Linked DNA regions of Mus musculus: all the other regions are linked to region 3. Evidence: chromatin loops called from intact Hi-C (ENCODE). Cell type or tissue: left cerebral cortex. All regions are shown on one strand.

The links. A loop is a pair of places that touch in the nucleus more often than their neighbours do. Peaks named below come from ENCODE experiments on the same cell type or tissue, not always from the same donor. Only the 100,000 strongest peaks of a DNase experiment are listed, where the experiment ranks them.
Region 1: a loop joins it to region 3, with 10 times the contacts of the local background. A loop is called at or near these places in 3 of 42 quality-filtered maps.
Region 2: it touches region 3 in a loop (5-fold over the local background); 4 of 42 quality-filtered maps call a loop at or near these places.

The regions. Positions count from the first base shown.
Region 1 is chr7:111,296,197-111,298,696 of GRCm38, forward strand. No RefSeq gene overlaps it. Among named protein-coding and RNA genes, the nearest start is that of Gm33145, 12 kb to the left of the region's middle. In left cerebral cortex, no CTCF peak of the experiment used is centred here; DNase peaks (open chromatin) are centred at 1,193 and 1,487; H3K27ac peaks cover 2,042 bases.
Region 2 is chr7:111,317,288-111,319,787 of GRCm38, forward strand. No RefSeq gene overlaps it. Among named protein-coding and RNA genes, the nearest start is that of Gm33145, 33 kb to the left of the region's middle. In left cerebral cortex, no CTCF peak of the experiment used is centred here; a DNase peak (open chromatin) is centred at 1,496.
Region 3 is chr7:111,394,920-111,397,419 of GRCm38, forward strand. No RefSeq gene overlaps it. Among named protein-coding and RNA genes, the nearest start is that of Gm33145, 110 kb to the left of the region's middle. In left cerebral cortex, no CTCF peak of the experiment used is centred here; a DNase peak (open chromatin) is centred at 1,242; H3K27ac peaks cover 229 bases.

The DNA.
Region 1 (2,500 bases), 99 kb before region 3:
TATTGCCTCCCAGGTTTGGTGTAGGTTTCAACCAGGGCAGGACTTTGTGCCCATTGTGCCTACAGTCTTCCTAGTGGTGGATATTTTACAAACATCCACGTTTCATTTTAATGGGAAAGCATCTGGGAAGTTACGGTGTAATTCAAACTAATCTGTGAAAGAGAGAACAGTCATGGAGAGAATTAGGCATAGCCCAAAGTGCTTCTAAGTTCTCTGGAAGCTGAACATCTCTGACACCCCTGCCTTCCATCTTATGATGTACATCTCCAGCGGCCACTAAAGACATCCTTTTTCCTTCCTTCCTTCCTTCCTTCCTTCCTTCCTTCCTTCCTTCCTTCCTTCCTTCCTTCCTCCTCTTCCTCCTCCTCCTCCTCCTCCTCCTCCTTCTTCTTCTTCTTCTTCTTCTCTCTTTCTCTCTCTCTCTCTCTCTCTCTCTCTCTCTCTCTCTCTCTCTCTCTCTCTCTCTCTCTCTCTTTTTCTCTCATATCTCTGAGGGTGAGATTTAGGAAACTGCTTTGTGAACAATCTCTCTGATTGTCTCCCAGCATCATATTGGTAAATATAAAGCAGGTGGAAATAACACAGCCAGGGCTCTGGATGCATCACAACCCTCGGCAGAGACAACTAAATACCCAGAGGAGTCCACCTGCCTTGGGGAGACTCCCACGATAGACAAGAATTACCATCCTCTCAGCTCTTTCAACATTCATCCATCTCAAGCCTCAGTTTCAGGCATCTTGTGTCTCTGATCTCCATTGACCCCGAGTCTTGTCCAGATTAGTTACACCTGCTGGAGGCAAGGCTCCCAAGGAGGTTGCCTAATTCACCATGGATGAAAGCTGCTTTTCCTGCTTGGCCTTCATGCACCTTTGATCTATCTTTGCTTTCTTTTCTTCAAGTACTTTATGCTTCTTCCCTTTTCCTTCAGTTTCCATGGAGATTGCCATATGCTGGCACATGTACAACATGTACCTGTACCAACCCCTTCTTAGGCAGAATTGGAAGCTCCTGTGACTCACTGAGTAATGCCCAGCACACAGCAGGTGCCTAGTAAATGCCAGTCCTCATGACCCATTTCTGTTCCCACCTGCTCCAGTTGATTGCGAAACTTCCCAGAAAAATATGGGACATTTTTACATTATTACTAAGTTTCTAAATCTGATCAGTGTGTGGGGCCAGCAGCTGGGTTTCCATGCCTGCATACCAATGAGGCCTCGCCTGGAGCAGAATAGCATGTGCCCATAAACCATGACCTCTATTATCCAGGGAGTCAGGCAGCAATGGCAGCTGCCCCTATACACATCCTTCCATCCCCATTGTGGGGATGGCAGAGGCAGGCAACACGAAGTGCTAGCAAATACTTTCTATAGTGTTGTGCATGGAACATACTTGTTCTATTCTTTCCAGCTGGGATGGGCTTTTTTTTTTCCAATTAAAAATTAAAATAGCTGCTGAATTTATATTCATTTCCTGAACCCACGATTCACGCTCCATTTCTCACAGCAGCCGGCACTATCTCCAAGCTCATCTTCTTACATCAACTTTTGGAAACAGCAGCTTAAAAATCAGCACGGTTAAAAATGGCTCCCTTATGCCAGAGAACAGGAGAATCAGGTTGAGGAGAGCAGGAGGAGGCCATGTAGCTCCATCGCTTTCCTAGGGAACAGAGACCAAAGACCGTCTCCACTACTACCCTGTGCTTTCTCTGGCTCAGCTTTAGGGTGGGGGCACAGTTGTTTCAGTTTGCATTTTAGAATCATCTTTATAAGTAGCTACGTTTTGTATCTTCCTATTGTACATTTTGTAATCCCTCCTATTGTGTGTGTATGTGTGTGTGTGTGTAGGTCGGAGGGTGATACTGGATGCTTTCCTTAGTTGCTCTCCACCTTGGTTTTGAGACAAGGTCTCATCCATCCAGAGATTGCTTAGCTAGCCTGACTAGCCAGTGAACCTTTGGGATCTGCCGTTTGGTCCCTAGAACCCGGAGGTCACAGATACATGCTGCAGGATGCTGGGGATCTGAACGCAGCCCCCCATGCTTGCAGAGCAAGCACTTTATTTATTGAGCCATCTCCCCACCCCATTCCCATCCAAATTCTTAGTTCTGTTCTGTGAACCCATGTGGATTAAGTCTTTCACAACACAGTTCTTTGAAGATGCCTCTATTGCTCTCTGGAAAGTTGAGTTGTGTTATCCAAAAAGGTTTATTGAAATCTTTACTTCCAGGACCTTAGGGTGTGCTATCTCTTGTGAGGCTATGCCAGTGCCCGGCAAATACAGAAGTGGATGCTCACAGTCATCTACTGGATGGAACACAGGGCCCCTAAGAAGGAGCTAGAGAAAGTACCCAAGGAGCTAAAGGGGTCTGCAACCCTATAGGTAGAACAACAATATGAACTAACAGTATCTCTCAGAGCTTGTGTCTCTAGTTGCATATGTAGCAGAGGATGGCCTAGTCGGCCATCAATGGGAGGAGAGGTCCTTGGTCTTTTGAAGATTA
Region 2 (2,500 bases), 78 kb before region 3:
TTACTGCAGGTTGAGTCTCTCTCTCTCTCTCTCTCTCTCTCTCTCTCTCTCTCTCTCTCTCTCTCTCTCTCCATCACCTATCTATCTATCTATCTATCTATCGGAAAACAATTCATTGTGGTAAATATATGTGTTAGAAAATTTATTGTCCATAAAAGTTACTTTTCCATGGCTGTCATAAAATCCTCAACAGAAGCTACTTATGGGAGGAAGGCCTTGTTCTTGCTCATGATTTGAGGGCAAAGTCCATCATTGTGGGGAAGGCATGGCATCTGGAGTGTGAGGCAGTTGTCCACATTGTATCTGCAGTCAGAAAGTTGGGAGAGGTGAGTGCTGGTGGTGCCTCTGGCAGCCATCACTCTGCTACTTTGTAAGTTTTGACTATAATTACTTCTCACAGAATACTGCCCTTGTCCTGTGTGTGTGTGTGTGTGTGTGTGTGTGTGTCTGTCTGTCTGTCTGTCTGTCTGTCTTATTTCATTGTATAAGGTCCACAAGGTTCATCAGTGTTGTAGGGCATATATCAGACTGTCCTTTCATAATTATTATTGTATGTCTGTTTGTATTGTGTGTGTACATGAGAATAGGTGTATGGGTGCCACTGCACACATTTGGAGATCAGAGGACAACTTCTGGATAGTTATTTTTCACCTTCTATCATGAGTTCTAGGGATGTGATCACCAGGCTTAAGAGGCAAGTGCCTTTACCTGTGGGGCCATCTCTCCAGCTTGGAGTTGGTTAAATTCTATTTTTCATTTTGTGTCTGCACCATCTGTTGATGGACACTTTGATTAATTCCTTCATTTACTTATCCAGTGAACTTGGCTGTACAGACATCTCTTTGGCATCCTGCTTACAATTCCTGTGGGTTCGTACTCAGAATTTTGTATTATATGATAATTCTGATTTTGATGTTGTGAAGAACCAGCACACTGTTTTACAAGGGTGTATTATTTTAATTTCTGTGAATACCTGATAGAATTTTCAAAATTTCCACATCTCTCTCACCATTTCTATTTTTAAATAGTAACTACCCCAACACATTATCATCTTTTTCTTTTTTTGTGACAAGGTCACATATTCTCATTCCATAGCACTGGCTGACCTGAACTCCACTGTATAGACCAGGTTAACCTCAAACTTACAGAGATCTGCCAGTCTCTGCCTCTTGGAGTGCTGTAATTTCATTGTGATGACTTGCATTTCTCTAACAGTGATATGGAGCATCTTTTGGGATGTTTCTTGGCCTCTTCAAAGAATTGTCTGTAAGTCCTTTGCCCATCTTCAAATTAGGTTGGTTGTCTTTCTATGTTAAGTTACAGGCTTTCTTTATATATTCTGGATGTGAACCTAGCTAGCTGTCTGCTCTGAAATGATTTCTTCTCATTCCATGGGCTGCTTTTCACTGTCTTCTCTGGTGTCTTTTGATGCACACAAGGCTGTAACTTCAAATTAGCCCAACTCACCCGTTTCTTCTTTTGTTATCTGAGCTTTCTACTTTAGTTCTTCTGTCAGGTTATAAATGCCCAGTGACATTCATGTGGGCATAAAGATGTTCCTACAGTACTTTTAAAAGTAGACACCTAAAATATGTTTTTGTTTTTATCTTGCAACTTGAGAGGCTTAGCTGCACTTTTGTAATAAAAGCACGGCTAGCTGATATGAGGGAAATGTCTATATCTGGTTACAGAGGATGTGCTGTCTTGGACCAAACTTATTCAATGGACCACACATTAGTTGGGAGAGCTGGTTCTTTAGCACCTACTTAAGCCACTGGTTGGATGGCTGAAGGGAAAGCCTTGTCATCTGCATGGGTTCTGAGCATCACTATCTGGATTCAAATTCTACTGTTTGGTATAAATAGTTACTTGACGTGCTGTGTAGCTTCTTTGAGCCTTATGTTATCCAGCTATGAAATAGGGACAATAATAGTAGTCTTTTCTAATGTGCTTGTATGGACTAGGTTAATAGTAGGGAATATATTAACAGTTTCTGAACTTTTGTGTTAGTGTGTAGGTGGATTTAAGCTTGTGGGTTAGACTGCATGTGTGTGAAGGTCAGAGGGCAAGCTCTGCTATTGTTACCTAGGTGTTGTCACCTTGTTTTTTTGAGATGTCTTTCTATGGCTTGCATCTTACCAAGTAGGCTAGGTTGCATGAACATGAGCCCCAGAGATCCATCTGTCCCCATCCTTGCAGTGTTAGAATTACAGGTGTGGACTATTGCCCCAGGTTACCACCCCAGGTAGCTATTTGTTTTTTGAGATTATAATATAATGACATTATTTCTCCAGTTCTTCCCTCCAAACATCCTTCTTGATCTCTTTCAAATTCATGACCTCTCTTAAATAAATTGTTGTTATATACATGCATATATGCATTTACATATACATATATATTACTAAACACATAAGTACAACCTGCAGTCTATATAATTTGACTTGTATGTATGTTTCCAGTGCTGACCATTTGGTATTGGTTAACCAATCAGTGTGCTCCT
Region 3 (2,500 bases):
AATTTCACAACGCTTGAAGGAAAGAGACTGCTCTCACCGTGCGACCCTTGGCTTTTTTCACTTAAGCCATGCCTGCAGAAGAACAGGATTCCTCTGGGTTGTATCCACAGCTCCGCCATTTGTGATGCTTGGGTCCCTGAACTTGTCTCCAAGATCAACCCTTGACTCTCAGAGACAGCAAGAGGCTACGCTGCAGAATGAGCTTCGTCCTCAGACTCTGGGTGCTAGTTGTGCCCCACGCTTTGTATTTGGGACCTTCAGTTCGTTTAACTGTTCAGCTTCCTGGGCTGCCTCCAGACCTTGTCTCTGGCTGATTCACTTTTCTCTCAGGCCCACCATCCCAACATCATTAATCCAGCCCCTCTGAGGCTGTCACAAGGTTCATTCATATGCATATTAGATAATACCCGTTAGTGATGCCCATTAATTAAGCAGAGCAATTTGTTTATAATTAACTGGAGAAATTTATGGCTTCAGAAAACAATTACAGGAGCCGATATAAACACATTAGGTAGCGATAGCAATGCCAAGTCTAATTGCTTTCTAGAAGAATCATTGATAGTAATGCCACAGCCATTATGTCTTAAGTCTGACAGGAGCTTGTAAATTCATCATTGCTTGTAGAAACCAACATCTCAGGCGATTGGCAATGGTAACGTCCAGCCTTGTAAACTACCTAGGCTACAACCAAAAAAAAAAAACAAAAAACAAAACAAAACAAAAAAAACCCTGAAGATTACATATGCTGCAATCCCAGGATGGAGAAAATGATTTTGCATATGTATTTCTTCCTAGGATGATGTATATGCATGCCCTTATGAATATGTATATGCAAGTATAAATAATTTCTAGTGAAAGAAACATAAAATGAGAGAAATGCATATGGAATACACATAAAATAAATATATAAATAGAGAAAGTGGGTTTTCCCTGGGTGATGGGATTTCTATTTTTAATCTTTAATGACCCCATTTTTTTCTGAAATTTTATAGGAATTTATTCTTTTACAATAAAAAATACAGGATATGAGTAAAACAAAGAAGAAAACAGGATAACAATTATTTTTTAAGTAAATTATTTTTAAAAAGCTGAACATGCCTTACTAGAATAGCTTGAGTGGTACTGTTTCGTGGGCATTGTGAAAATTATTTTTACTTCCTTGGGAGGAAATGACAAAGTTAGATCACTATTTTCACAAGCACAGTCCTATTGTTGGGACATTCTTTTTTGGTGCTACAAGCGGAGGGGGCAAAATGTAACACCCTTCTACATTAAAATTATACTAGCTTGTGGAAATTCTGCAAGAGGCTGTTGGTGGAGCTCCCATAAAGTAGGGCCTGCAAGTTCATAACTGAATACACCAGCCAGCCACACTGGACAAGGATGGATTCTCAAAGGACTCTGAGTAACCATCCTGTTGAAGTGTGTACTTAGGAGAGGGGTGAGAACCTGCCCATGCCCATTGTCCCCAAATGTCACAAGGGAAGGAATGGGGCATCTGGCAGACCATTGGGAATGTCTTTAAACAAACAAACAAGTACCCAAACAAAATACAAAACAAAGCAAAACACCAAATTTCAGAGGTGATCTGACCTCACATGCTTCCTCCCCAGCCAGGCAGAAGAAATGAGAATGACCCAGGTCATTGCTGGCAGAGGCAAGGCTCATTGTGAGCACACATCGACTTCCTTTCTGTTCACATTTAATGAATAGCTCAGTTTTGTGTCAGCCAGGACCTGCGATAGATGCACACTACAGTGTGTTTCTGACTGTGAGCCCACGGTCTGGTTCTCCCCAGAATGTAACCACTGAAATCCCCATTCTGCTAAGTGTATCTTGAAGAAGACTCACCAGGAAGACTTCCAGGAAGTTTGGAAAACTCTGCTTATTCGTTGCCCTCTTGAGAAATTCTGATGGCATCAATTCACCCTCCTTGAAAGAGAACCCTGCTCACCTTTCATTAAGATGACTTCCCACGCTTGAACACTGGAAGTTTTAGGTTTTTAGAATATAGTTTCACACCTGAAGCTACTGTTCCTCAAAAGACAATATGGGAAAAGTCAATGAGTCCACTTAGTTAAAGATTTAGGATGGGTGAACTGGGGGACAATCAAAGCTGGGAAAGTTAATTAATTCCCTACCATGTTGCTATAGTTTGAATGTTTTCCAAAAATCCACATGTTAAAACCTTGGTTTCATAGCTTGCAGTGCTGCTGAAAAGTAGAGGAACATTTTTTAAAATTAATTAATTATTTTATTTATTTACATCCTAAATGCTGCTCCCTCCTGGTCCTTCCTCCCCTTCACCTCTGAGAGGGTGCCCCTCTGAGTATCCCCCCGCCCTGGGGCATTAAGTCTCTACAGGATTAGGCGCATCCTCTCCCACTGAGGCAAGACAAGGCAGCCCTCTGTTACATAAGTGCTGGAAGCCATGGAGCAGCCCCTGTATGCTCTTCCGTTGGTGACTCAGTCTCTGTGAGCTTCCAGGGGTCCAGGTTAG